2 separate regions of the Homo sapiens genome follow, and region 2 is linked to region 1. Evidence: chromatin contacts called from ENCODE Hi-C data. All regions are on one chromosome and are shown on one strand. The core of a region is the stretch at or near the end of the contact, and the rest is flanking DNA. Distances in the headings are between cores, read along the strand shown.

What was found. Hi-C counts contacts between places; a loop is a spot of excess contacts on that map. Pooled maps may share reads with other maps.
Region 2: a map of psoas muscle shows a loop between it and region 1 (1.8-fold over the local background). The contact joins two enhancer-like sites. A Hi-C loop is called at or near these places in 2 of 168 maps with a recorded cell type or tissue (breast epithelium and psoas muscle) and 1 of 50 pooled maps.

Annotation. Positions count from the first base shown.
Region 1 is chr12:88,499,461-88,506,742 of GRCh38, reverse strand. It overlaps KITLG (KIT ligand), which reads left to right. Exons shown (of 10, transcript NM_000899.5): 8 at 365-432; 9 at 1,508-1,584. The coding sequence ends at 1,547. Among named protein-coding and RNA genes, the nearest start is that of KITLG, 77 kb to the left of the region's middle. Within about 2 kb of position 4,627, at least 2 of the 41 ENCODE cell types and tissues checked have a DNase peak (open chromatin) inside an H3K27ac peak, as active enhancers do.
Region 2 is chr12:88,551,776-88,559,057 of GRCh38, reverse strand. The region is part of intron 1 of KITLG (KIT ligand); the gene reads left to right. Among named protein-coding and RNA genes, the nearest start is that of KITLG, 25 kb to the left of the region's middle. Within about 2 kb of position 4,542, at least 7 of the 41 ENCODE cell types and tissues checked have a DNase peak (open chromatin) inside an H3K27ac peak, as active enhancers do.

The sequences.
Region 1 (7,282 bases), core at 3,378-5,877:
AAATGTCATTTGTATTATCTGCTATTTTGGATTTCTACTCTTTTGTTCTCTTCTTATTGAAGCCTGTCTAAAATTTTAAAATGTGCAAAAATCATTGTGACTCAGCTTCTTGAAATGTCTTTTGAATTTGATTAAGTGTCAGCTTCTTTATTACTCTTTAGCCCCCAACATCCTAAAAATGTTGAGTTGATAGTACCATGCAGCTTTCATAATTTTTTATTACAAAGATATTTTGCATGCTACATGCTGAAAAAACTGTTATTGGAGTTATTGCCATAAAAGATAAAAGTGGAGTCCACTTACCTCTTAAATATTAGACCATTCATTGATTATTTTACAGTATATGTCTTTCTTCTTTTTCCAGAAGAGACAGCCAAGTCTTACAAGGGCAGTTGAAAATATACAAATTAATGAAGAGGATAATGAGATAAGGTATTTTGTTTTGCTAAATGTGTGCCCAATCAAGCATGACATTGCCATTTCACACACTGTGTACCTGCCCATAATGTCTTTAAGAAGTCCTTCACTCATGACAGTAGCTCCTAACCAGTGAGTCCCAACTCTATCCATGTTTCTGATGTCTCACTCTCTCTTCAGTGCTGCATCTCCATTTACCTACAGAATACCTTCACATAATTGTCTTCATGACTCTTCTTAGGGTTTGTAAAGGGGTTACCTCTGCTTTCTTATTTAAGTAAGGCAGCAGAATCTTCTCAGACTCCTGGTTGTGGAACTCTGGAGGCACATTTGCTCATGTTCTGTCTTTTCCACACTTTTATCAAAACATACTGATTCAGCTCTTGGAGCGTCTTCCTAAGCTTAGTTCTTTCAGTAGGAAGCATTATCATCACTGACATCTTTATGATCTCATGAGTTGCTGCCACTGATCTTTTCTTTAGCCCTTCTAAACTCAACCTTTAGTCACACTCTTCTGTAAACCCTGGTTCATAGTGTGACTTCTTATTCAAAATACGTTCAGTGATTTTCTCTTGTATATTTTATATATCTTTTATTTTACTCTGGCTTTCAGAGCCCTTAACTATTCTCAACATACTCGTTGTTTTCTCTAAAGCTGAATACAAAATTTGCTGTAAGATGACTTTCCATTCACTGTAGCTGGCTCTTGTCATTCTTTCACCTTACCCTATACTGCCCAGCACTCATATGTTCCCTTACCTTTGATTATAATTTTCATTTGGTGTGTTGCCTTCTCTCATGTCATGCCTGTATGTATACACAGACACATATGAAATGCATATAGGCATGCTTGGTATGTGTATATGCATATACAGAGAAAGAAATGTTTTAACTACTTGGAAAGACTACCTTAAGACAAATGAAGTCTTCCCTCTTCCCTATAGTAATAAGAAGGTAGGCTCCCCATTCAATTTTGCAATCTTCTGCTACTATATTTACAGAAAAGCTGCCTTTTACAATGCCGAGATCATGGTGTACCTCAGAATCTCTGACCAAGAGCAAATAAGCATTTTTTCTTATTGTTTTTCAGTATGTTGCAAGAGAAAGAGAGAGAGTTTCAAGAAGTGTAATTGTGGCTTGTATCAACACTGTTACTTTCGTACATTGGTAAGTTTTTTTCTTCTTTCCTTTTTTTTTCTTTTTTTTATTATACTTTAAGTTCTAGGGTACATGTGCACAATGTGCAGGTTTGTTACGTATGTTTACATGTGCCATGTTGGTGTGCTGCACCCATTAACTCGTCATTTACATTAGGTATATCTCCTAATGCTATCCCTTCCCCCTCCCCCCACCCCATGACAGGCTCCATTGTGTGGTGTTCCCTACCCTGTGTCCAAGTGTTCTCATTGTTCAATTCCCACCTATGAGTGAGAACACGCAGTGTTTGGTTTTCTGTCCTTGCGATAGTTTGCTCAGAATGATGGTTTCCAGCCTCAGTCATACATGTGCATGTGTCTTTAGAGCAGCATGATTTATAATTTTATAATCCTTTGGGTATATACCCAGTAATGGGATGCCTGGGTCAAATGGTGTTTCTAGTTCTAGATCCCTGAGGAATCACCACACTGACTTCCACAATGGTTGAACTACTTTACAGTCCCACCAACAGTGTAAAAGTGTTCCTATTTCTCCACATCCTCTGCAGCACCTGTTGTTTCCTGACTTTTTAATGATCACCATTCTAACTGGTGTGAGATGGTTATCTCATTGTGGTTTTGATTTGCATTTCTCTGATGGCCAGTGATGATGAGCATTTTTTCACGTGTCTGTTGGCTGCATAAATATCTTCTTTTGAGAAGTGTCTGTTCATATCCTTCGCCCACTTTTTGATGGGGTTGTTTGATTTTTTCTTGTAAATTTGTTTAAGTTCTTTGCAGATTCTGGATATTAGTCCTTTGTCAGATGGGTAGATTGTAAAAATTTTAATTCAAACTGAAATATTTAGCAAGAACTATACAGCATATGAGATGCCAAAGTTTAGAAACAAACTTCATTAGTAAGTCTTCTATCAAGCAGATGTCAGTATGTTGGCTGAAGCTGTTACATAATTGAAATGTGCATATCTAATTCATTGTGTATTCTCCAGTTTTGAAAGGTAAGCAGTGTTTGTCCTGACTAGTGGATTCATCTAGTGTGGGATATGCACAAAAATTAACAGTTGTATGTTTACTTAGACTGTTTTTGAGACCAGAAAATTAATTAGACAAGGGAAATATAGCAAATTAGGACTAAAATTAAGTATTACTAATAGAATAAAAATATATGGAATCAATTTTATTTAGGTGTGACCACTATAACATGACTGTATCCCATGTGTTAGATGCTGAAACAAGAGAAAACCAGAATGTTTCCCTGCCATTTTCAGGAAAAAGAGAAAACATCCAAATATCTTAGAGTCAGGAGAGTAAGATTTTCCAGGTCAATTGCCACCTTCCACATGACTAGTAATAATTATGCATTATAATAGTTCAGAGCCCAGGATGCACGGAACATAAACGCATGGCAGACAGGTGCTGTGACTGTGTGGGTCTGCGGAGGGATTGTGGGAGAAAGGAGAGTAAGATGTGGCTAGAAGGTACTGGTATCATTATCTCCTGTCCCGTCTGCTTTCTCTGCTCCCTTGCTGCAGATACTGTTGCGGGAAGACCCACAGCTGCATTAACTTAATCAGTATTGATTCATGCTGTCCCTCACTTTTGCTTCTGCTAATTGGCTGTTATTTTTGTTACTGGCATGGAATCCTGAGAGCATTTACCACAGTTGCATGCGAATATTCTCTCCTCTTTCAAATTCCTCATTTCTTCTGTGCATTCCCTCATTGTCAAAGGATTATTTACTCTCCTCTTTATTACCTAGATAGTCTGTGGTGGATTCCTTCTTTACCCTGCAAGTCACTGCCCTTCCAGCTTTAACTCCTGTCCCAGGTTCAGAGATTTGTCTCTAGACTTAATCTTCTTCAGTGGAACTGAGTCATAAATTATCTTGCCTCCTGTATGAGCTTACTTTTATGGTTATACAGCAACATTTTTTAACAACTCAAGATAACATGATATAATTATGTTGCACATTTCTCTAACACTGTAATACTTTATTCTACACACTCTGTCACTTTTACCTTCAATCATACTCTTGATTAACATGTCCGTAGCATGAATAGCACCCTCTATTTTCTGCTGCCCATTGCCACTTCTTTCTAGGCTCATTCTTCCTGTCAAATAATGTAAATGGATAGACCGTTTGCTTGACACTTTTTATTTTCCGAAGCAATATTTCCCAAGCTGAAACCATGCTTTTTCCTAGAAATTCATTTTTTTGCCTTTGAACCATAAGATGAGATTCACTGTTTTCTTTTTTTTTTCCTTCCTTTTCTTCTTCTTGACAGCCATTTCAGTTCTCTCAAGTGGCATTCACAAACCACACATTAAATGGTTAATTGAGTCTTAAATGCTCAAATGCTCAAGTAATGTCCTCTGTTGTTTGGTTTGGGATTGCATTGCTGGGATCCTGTTTTGGCACACAGGTCTTTAATCATGTGGTTTTAATTACGACATTCGTCCCATGACATTTGGGAGTGGATTAGGATACGGAAACCCAGGCCATTTGTTTAGGAGGAAAAAAGATGGTATTTTAAAGCAACCATAGTCAAACAACTTATGAATGTGTTGAATAGTCAGTTAGCATTCCAAGAAAAGAGTTAGGTCTTTCTGTTTCTTGCTGTACCCTCAACACCTAACTTGCTGCCCGTGCATTGTTGGCTCTCTATAAATGTTTGTTGAATGAGAGACTGAGTGAGTGACTCAGCCCTAAATGAAAGTTTAAGCAAATGGCAAAGAAGATTGTTCTTCTGAAGTAGGGTTTGTTTTTATCTTTTGTGTGAATGTGTGTATTTAATGTATTGGGTTGGATTAATGAGACAGCAAGGTATGCATATCAAGGGGGAATATAATCACATGAGAAATTAACTAATAAATTATTTTTCTTAAGGTATGAATTATTACTCATGTATAAAATGAATCACATTAGCCAGGTTAAAGAAGCCAGAATTATCCAGAAAAAAACCCAGCTCACTTATTCAGTAGTCAATGGGAAATAGATGGCAGAATGAATGAAAACATGACTCATTCTCCTTCACAAAGTGCCTTACTCGTCATCTCTGCAAAGCTCCACCAAGGCTCAGGTCACATACTGCCACCTACAAAAACCTGACTTCCCAAATGAAAATAATCTCTATTTCTGGCCCTCTAAATAGATTTCATATGACACTTGGTAGGACATCACAGTCACCTAAATGAACATTTTGTGCCCTTTTCAAAACCATAAACTCTTAGGGGGCAGGATTTTTTTTTCTTAATTTAGTTTTGGAGCCCCACTAAACAATGTCACTTATACTGTGCACATATAAATGATGAATAACTATTTGTTGAATAAATTAATGGAAAGATGAATGAATATCTCAGAATTACAATAAGATGAGAATAAAATATATGAAAATAAAAACAGAAATAAACTTGTATGTGTCTATGAGTACATAAGAATTCAAATGCTGAGGGAAAAGTAGGAAAAGAGGTAGAAAAGGGCCAGTTCGTCCTCAGAATCTGAAAACCCCAAAGTAAAAATGTGTGTATATCATTTGTAATCATCTATTGACTACCCATTATATGAAGTAAACCCTTACATTTGGCCTTCTACCAGCAGAGATGGAAAACCCTCCAAGGAACTCTTAAGTCTAGTTCCTAGATAGGTGTGTAGTAGAGGGAAGGTCTGGGAGAACAAACTGTGATGTGGTTGGAGAGAAAATCTTCTAAAAAATAAGAATAACCGTAGTAAAAAATGCCAAGACAGAAATAAAATGTGGAGTTGCAATTATACATTTAAAAAATAGATATAATTTGGATTATAATCATTTTCTTGGTTAACAAGGAAGGGGAAAAATACAAGGAATGACTCAGGTTTATGGCAAGGATTTCTCCCTGAAATGGAAGTTTCACCAACTAAAACAAATTAAATCAAGACAAATATTGGAACACTAGAATAGAGAACATATGGGCTAGTTCTCTTAAGGAAATAACCTATAATTGGAAAATGAAAAGAAGGAGGGTTTAATATCTTAACTACAAGGAACAAACGTGGAAGGAATGTATTGAACTAGAAACAACAACAAAAAAAGTTGCACCTAGGAATAAATAGGCCAGGAGTGGTAGCTCATTCCTGTAATCCCAGTACCTTGGGGGGCTGAGGTGGGAGGATCACTTGAGCCCAGGAGTTCGAGACCAGCCTGGGAAACATAGGAAGACCCCATCTCTACAAATAATTTAAAAATTGGGTGGGCATAGTGGTATGCACCTATGGTCTCAGCTACTCAGGAGGCTGAGGCAGGAGGATTGCCTGAGCCCGAGAGGTTGAGGCTGTAATAAGCCATGATCAAATCACAGCATTCCAACCTGGGTGATAGAGCAAGGCCTGGTCTCAAAATATAAAAATAAAAAATTAACTGAAGTGTGTTTATTTGACACCATGCGTGAGAACAGCTATGTGAAAAGTTAAAAATTTACTTGGTCACATAGCTTATGCCAAATATCCATAGTAGCATCCTACAAAAACCTTTTTCATATTGGGTTGTGGATAGCAAAGATTAAGATAGATAAATAAAACAGATGGATTACATTAAAAACTTTATGTTAATACGTTACAGGAAACTTTTGCTCTTTACTCTTCCCACAAATGTGATTCCAACAAACTCTAGCAGGTGCATTGATGGATGCAAAGCTTAATATAACTTTGTTGTGTCCTCAAATTGTTTATAGCCTACAAAAGGAAATCAGACATATACATAATAACCAATTTTTAAAAGTGAACTAAAAGTTTACAGAGTTACTTTGATCAAAGTCCAGGCCTCTGCATATGTTCATACAAGTTGTGAATTCAACACAGTTCTAGATACTGGAATGAATGACATATTAGAATTGAGCACACCCAAATACAGTTACCTATTTTTGAAAGGAGAGAGAAATCACTAACAATAGGAGAAAAGCTTCACTTTGTAAGTGGTGGAGGTAGCATCTGTACTGAGCACATGGCGTAAACTAAGTCAGTATAGTCCCAAAGTAGAAACTGTGTTCAAGGGTCAGTTTGGACAGTTGGATTCCAGTGGAAGTCACATATAAAGAGTTAAATGCTGAGAAGAAAGGGTGAGCATCGGTTTGAGAAAGGGTTTGAATTCCAGGAATGGGGCTTAAATGCCTTGTGTCACATAAGGAGGTATTGGGAGAAAATGGTGTAGGAAAGATGTGGGTGACAATCAAAGCTGAGGTGTGAGAAAACTAATCGGGTGTTGGTATGGCAAGATGTACGGGAGTGGTTAACTAGAGAAATTGAGTCCACTTACCAGGCCAGTCTTTAAATAAGATGTGAGAGAGAATGACAACTGAATTAGCATCAGGGCCAGGAAATAAGAAAGCATAGACCATTTGAAGACATTGCAGTAAAAGAATCAACAAATCCTAGTTACTAATGGGATGTGAGACTTGGCATCACAGGCAGAACTCAAGAATGATTTGGAGACTATGGGACTTACCAGAGTGCGGTGGCATTAACAGGAAATGGAAAATCAGGAGAAGAAGCTGTTGGTAAATATTATTGAAACTAACCAGTGGCCAAATATGTTAGACTGGAACTTCAGATAACAGTCAGGCCTGGAAAGAATGATTTGCAATTTGAGAGTTATCTGCAAAGAATCTTATTTGAGACCTTGAAAGAGAAATTGCTTAGTCACAGAAATGGCCCCGTGTGGTTGATAGTAAATAGC
Region 2 (7,282 bases), core at 3,293-5,792, 52 kb before region 1:
TTGGGGAACAGGGGGTGTTTGGTTACATGAGTAAGTTCTTTAGTGGTGATTTGTGAGATTTTGGTGCACCCATCACCCAAGTAGTATACACTGTACCCAATTTGTCATCTTTTATCCCTCACCCCCCTCAAGTTACTCTAAATCAAGAGCACCTAGTATGTAGCCCTTCAATCAAATACAACGTTGTATATCTTTTAAGACATTTTTGTTTTGTTTGTTTTCTTTAACAATATAACACTCATGAACTATCTAAAATATTATATCTCAGACTTTATAGAGTACCTAATAATCACATAGAGGGCTTACTAAAAGATGTGCTTTCCTGAGATGCACCCTCAGAAATTTGGATTCCCTCTGACATGCAGGAATCTGTATTTTAATTAAACACCCCAGATGATTACACTTTCATCTAAACATAACACAGCTGACTCCCTTGGTTTCAGTTGGAACACCTTCAGTGAAAGAAGGAACATTTTAACAGTTTATTCCATCCCACTAAAAAGGCAGTTGGTATGTCTCACACACATTGCATAATTCGCAAAGCCAGTTTGTGACCTTTGCCAATCAAGCTTGTCATCTGATGTGACAGAGAAAACGATCAAGATTGTGAACGTTCTTTGAGCTCATGTCTCTAGCTCCACTCATTTTGATGATATTTGGAAGCAGTTAAAGTAGAGTATAAAGATTTAGTTTATTCTCATGTAGTAAAAGATCCAGGTTGGTGGGTGGCGGGTCGTGAGGGGTGGGGGGAACTTTGTTGAAAATTTTCTGAGCTGCTTCCTCAGATTTTTATTTATTTATTTATTTATTTAAAAGGTCTTGTGAGACTAAACTTGTCAGATTTTCAGTAGCAGATGTGAAAATACATATGAGCACATTAATTACATCCATAGTGGGAAAAAAACACAAAAAGGTTCTAGGAAATTCAGGCATTCAGTCTCAGATTGGGCACTTGGGATCAGATGGCAACTGAAGCCTATGCTCATTTCACATCACCAAATGGTTTGGAGTTCAAAATATTTTAGAGATTTTAAATAATTACATAATTTTTGATTTACATGAGATCTCACTTTCAGAAGCAAGTCACGTATTTGAAAGAGTATAAATTATGATTTATGTTTCTGTAGCTGTTTTTAGAGAGCTACAGCCCTCAGATTCTTGTACATCAGGGTGATGTACAACCCTCAGATTCTTGTACATCAGGGTAGTTCAATTTTAAGAGCAGCTAGTTGGCATAAGAGTAAACGGTGCCCGTGTCCATGGAGTGCTGAAGATGCAGATTTCAGAACTTTCATGAATTTTTAAAATTATGTTTCCATACTTTGGCCGGTGTTGGGGGAGGTCTGCTCGTCTTATTTCTTTGAAAATACACACTTATTGCAGAGAGTTGGCGGTAGATATATAAACCTAGCTAACTTAAAGGGCATCTGAGAAATGGCGTTTTTAGTTTTCCAGACGTGATAGTTGAGAATTAAACTAGTACCCATCAGTTTTCTAGACTAGCTCAGTCTGTTACACATCATTATCCTCACAGAAATTAGAATTAGTCATTAGCTCGCATCTCCTTAAAATTAAGTGGATTATACTGTGTAGGGGATTTTTTTCCCCTCTGCTTTGTATAACTGCTAAAGAGCTTTATGAATAGCTAATGATCTACTTTTTAAACCATTGTTACTAATTAGATAGTCTATACTGCTGTCACAAATGCTTACTCTATTATGTACATCTTTATTAAAATTAGTAACAGTAAAAACCTGAACACTCAGGCCCTATATTCTTGCCTGAGGTACCAGTCTTTTATCAGGGATTTTTACACAGGGTCAAAACTTCTGAGCTCACCTGGCTCTGTTAACCCCAGGTGAGTTGTTCCCTATTCCTAGGCCATTTAAAAAAGAGAAATGCTGAGTTTATTATTTTAGTCCCACTCTTTCAGGGCTGTGTGTTCCCTTCTACCAAGACCGAAGTGAACTTTTCTAGCCCTTTCCATGATCACTCACTCTCTTCTTTCTTTTTTGGCAAACTGTAGTAATATACCCTTGAAATTCCCTCATACTCATTCACTCCTGTAGTCCATCCACTGTGATTGACTTTTAGTTCCATCAACTCAATGGCAACTGCCCTCATTAAGGTCAGCTCCATTAAGTACTCTTTAGTAAACATCATATTGACATCTTTTAGTGCTTGTTTTATTCATTGCCCTCTCCCTTTGGTATTTTTTTTCCATTGGCTGCTGTACCCCACAATCAACTGATTTCCCTCTCATGTATTTGGCTTCACATTCTCTCATCTCCTACACAGATAGTTCATGATAGAATGGTATCTATCTATGGTATGGTAGTATTCACTAAGGTTTTTGGTGATAAACTCCCAGACTCCTGCTGCCTCTTCTCTTCCTACATATCTGGATCAGCAGATAGCACCACTTTTTACACAGTCACCCAAACTGGAACCTGGAAGTCATTTGTGCCTCTTCCCCTTTTGACCCTACCCTCTTTTCATTAGTCACCAAGATCTTCCGTTCTACTTCCATATCCTGTTGAACGTGTTCATTTCTCTCCATTCTCACTGCCACTGCCCTAGTTAAGGCCCTTATCATCTCAGCTTTGGATTACTTCAGTGACCTCCTAATGGGCCTCATGCCCCCAGGTTTGTTGCCCTCTCTCCCCCAGTCCATCCTTCATTCTGATGCCTGATAAACCTTTTAACAATAAATCAGATCTTGACACTCCCTTGCTTAAAATCATTCCAGGTCTCCCCAGTGCTTTTAAAATGAAATCTAAATCAATTAGCAAGGAGGGCCTCTGCATATCTCTCTAGCCTTGCCTTTTTTTTTTTTTTTGCTTATTCTTTGAAACTTATTTTCCAATGGAGTAAAAAAATCACAGAATTCTAAGAACATGCCTTGTTTCCACACTTCTGTGGGCACCTGCTACTTCCTCTCTCAGGGGTCTTCTCCCTCACTAACTTTGAGTTGGCTGCCCCCGATCACCTTTGGAGAAGCTTCTCCCCCCAGAAACTATCAGCCCCTCCCTCAAATGCCCCTGTCCCCCAAATGCCCCCCTCCCCAAGTCAGGTTTAGCTGTACTTGGGGCAGGGGGCAGTTGAGGGAGGGGCTGGGCCTTTTCTCTCTGACTCCCACCACTGTGCTGTGTTCTCTAGTAGCTTGAGCTTCCTGAGGCCAGTGATCATAGTCTTTCTGTCTTTATCTTATGTATTTATTAGATACTCCATACATGTCTGTTAAATGAAGAAGTGGCCCCTGGGATAATGTTACTAGAAGTCTGAAAGCACCCAATTTTGTTTTTATAAGAAGAAACAACTTATCGCTTTATTTTTTGGGTTTCTCCCCTCCCTCTAGCTATGTAAATTTTTGTTTAAGCTATAGCTAAGTGTAACTTGATTTACCTGCTCGACTCATTTATTCAACCTGGTAATAACTTGACATGTAATTTCAATTTGAAACTGATTGAGTTAAAGAGACCTATATGCCTTCTGTAACATGACCCTTTAAAATAAAATTTAGTAGTTCATTAAATATAAATGAAGTCAGTTTTATTATCTAACTGGCCTAGTATTTTTCTTTCCAGCATAGATAGTGTAGGTTTTGGTTTATATCCAATCCAGCAATTTCCTAGCAAAGTGGCCATAAGGAAGTTACCTAATCTCTCCCGAATTGTGTTTTGCTCACCTGCAGAGTAGGGTAATAATATCTACCTGGTTGATGGGAGGATTACAGGAAATAATATCTGCAAACTGCTTGTCCTATGCACAGCCCCTTAGAAGTCAATATATTTTGAGTTATTTCCACTTTAAGTAGTATTTACATGTAGAACGAGGACTGATTATTAAAGGGTGAATTTCCCCAAATTTTTCTCATGCATTGAATACCTTGAAATCTTTAAATTCCCGTTACATTAAATTCCCTTATTATATTACATTGTCTGCCTTTTCATATTAAGCAACTTCTTTCTAGTTTTTTTTTGTTATAAGAGCATATTCATTACATATTTTAATGATCACCCATATTTTAAAACATTTTTAGCTTACTTCTTCACAAAAGGGAAGTTAGAAGAGTATCTTTACAAGATTTTGGCACCCACCAATTTGGACTCCAAGTTGGTCTGAGTTTCAATTAGTTACTCTGGTAACATCTGTTTTATTGATAGTAGTTAAGTTTCAAAAACTAACAAATCTACTAAATGTTTCAGTTGTCCCTTTAAGATTACTTAACAGTGCTTAGAGAAGAATTTTAGTCTGTGTAAGATGATTAGGTATTTTCCTTATAATGTTTAATGGTAAATTTTTAAGCAATTAAAAAGATCTGAAAAAAGAAGTCATATAGAACTGAATGGTTATTCACCAAATGAGGATCCTGTTGTTGGTTTACATAGATTATTTTTGGAAGATATGGTTCATATGAGTTAAGAAGACCTGAACTCAGGACCAATTACCATACCTGTATCTTGGTAACTTGCTTTCCTGTCTTTGGGTAGTTGAGCCAGTTGGCTCTCTTCCAAAATACATTTGGGCTACAAGGGAACTGCCTGCTTCAATAGCTGGTATGCAGGATTAAAGAGAAGATGAATGTTGTTTTTGGCAGCAGCTGCTGTTTTGTTCAGGGCAGCTCTAATACCATTTCGTAGGTCTGTGCATAAAGAAAATGAGCTACACAAACACTTAACTCTCTTTTTGACTTTGTGACGTCTGTAATATGGACCCTGACAATGCATATTTTAAAATCACTTCTCATATTCATAGAGAAAAAAAGGCTTTTTTTCTGTATTTTATTTTTTTGTTTTTCCAAGTTTAGAGGATTGGTATCTTCTGGTTTCTTGAACAGCATATGTCCCCCTGATATTCTTAGGCTGCATGCATTTTAATTTCTACTGAAGGAAAGGAATCTGCAGTGTGACTTATGTGTTGCAACACACGTTCAGATTAAGTCCATGGTTTGTTTTGGGTGTTTGTAGCTCCTTTTCCTGGCATGTGGCCTTTTACTGTAAGGAAAGCTCTGTGTTCAGGAGGGATTGGTTATTGAGTGAATAGTCCACTGGAGTCTGCTGATGTTTGTTCTCAACAAAAATGAAAATTAAGCAAGACCTTTGCCTTTGAGGTCTTCAACCTCATCTTCTTGTAAATCCCTCCCACCCCAGACTTCTTTAAAGTACTTTTCTAGTACTGTCTGCTACTGTCTGCTCCCAGAAAAGGACCAGCCACATCTGTCACTGATGTTAACATAAATTTTAGTCAGTATTACTTCCCTCTACCAGAACTGTTTCTACTGCATGCCTTGGTTGTAACAGTGCACACAGATTTCTCATTATTTTTTTTCCTAATCATGTAAATGATTTGAAGGCAACATTTAGCAATGAAAGGATTATTGGAATTTTGTGTGTTGTGGGGGAATAAACGGGGGACACTTTTGATGCATGTTTCTGAAAACAAAAATCGAGAACTACCCAGGACGATATGTGTCTATACAATGAAAGACTATCCAGAAATGAGGGGTTATCACACAATGAGCTTGACCTAGAGAGAAAAGTTGTACAATGATAAAACAAAGTAGCCAAAGAAAAATGTCATATACAGCTGCAGAGAATGTTAACAGAAAAAAAAAATAGATGATTACCCAAACTGAAAAGATACATTTTAGAGCAGAAGTCACAAACACAGGGACATTTTGCTTCAGTGTATCTCCATTAGGGTGTGTGTGAGCGTGTGTGCACACCCACATATTTAGGCACCCTATTCCCTCAGAGTTTCCAGAAATTGGAAGAAGAGGAAGAGAAAACAAAGATAAATATTTTGTTGATATATTGGAACATGTCATTTAATTGGAAGTCAGTTGTCTGTTAACTGAAGCTACTCTAAACACAGTTCAGAACTAAGAAATAAATGAAAAAGGTGTGTGAACTCAAAGTCAGTGTCAAAATATTCATGTGCTAAAGGTCATACTCTTTGTATATGGGAGATCTACTCTATAAAGTCTTTTCTCAGAAAGTTTTACTCAAACATTTTTGAAGTACTTGTCTTCTGGTTTCCTAGCCGATGCAAAGCCCATAAACCACACAACAAATAATTGCATAACACCCATAGTTTGAATAGTTTCTCATTTGATTCTTACTACTAGTTCATGAGATGGGTAAGGCAAAAATTATTTTTACTATCATTTTATAGGCTGATAAATGGATACTCAGGGAGATTAGCTGACTTGTTTGAAGTCACATGGGAAGGGACTGAGAGGTTTTCTGGATCCATGTTCTGCCCATGGTTTCCAAAAGCGTTTTTTTTTTTTAATTTCTTCTTGCCCTTGGAAACCTTTGTTTAAACAGAATCTTACTCAGAGGCATGAACAAATAAAACAACAAAAAAAGCTGAGCTGCTCTGCTTAAAATAAAGGGTGCGGGCCAATAATTCTGGCAGAGGCAATTCACTTTCCTCATTTGGAATAGCTTGACCATCACTACACTACACCTTTCATTCATTCATTCATTCCAAAAGTATTTCAATTGAGCTGTGTTTTATTTTTCTATTGCTGCTGTAATAAATTACCAAAAATTTAGTGACTGGCCGGGTGCAGTGGCTCATACCTGTAATCTCAGCATTTTGGGAGGCTGAAGTGGGTGGATTACCTGAGCTCAGGAGTTCAAGACCAGCCTGGCCAACATGGTGAAACTCTGTCTCTACCAAAAATACAAAAAAAAAAAGAAAAGAAAAAGGCCAGCCATGGTGGCAGGCACCTATAATCCCAGCTACTTGGGAGGCTGAGGCAGGAGAATCACTTGAATCTGGGAGGCGGAGGTTGCAGTGAGCCGAGATTGCACCACTGCATCCCAGCCTGAGCAACAGAGAGAGACTCTGTCAAAAAAAAAAAAAAAAAATTATCATAATTTTGAAGATCAAATGTTCAAAATAAGGCTCACTTACATCAAAGTATCAGTTGGACTATGTTGCTTTCCAAAGGCTCTAGGGGAGAATCTATTTCTTTCTCTTTTGCAGCTTCTAGAAGCTGCCTACATTTCTTGACTCTTGGTCCCTTCTCTCTATTTTCAATGCCAGCAAGGACATGTTGAGTCCTTTTCAGGTCACATTTCCCCGACCCTTCTTCCATCATCGCACCTCTCTCTGAACAGAGCTGGAAAATAGTCTCCATTTTTAAGGACCATGGGGATTAGATTGGACCCAGGGAATCTAGGATAGTCTCTTCATCTCTAGTTCTTAACGTAATCATGTCTGGAAAGTCCATTTTGCCATGTGTGGTGATGTATTCACAAGTTCCAAG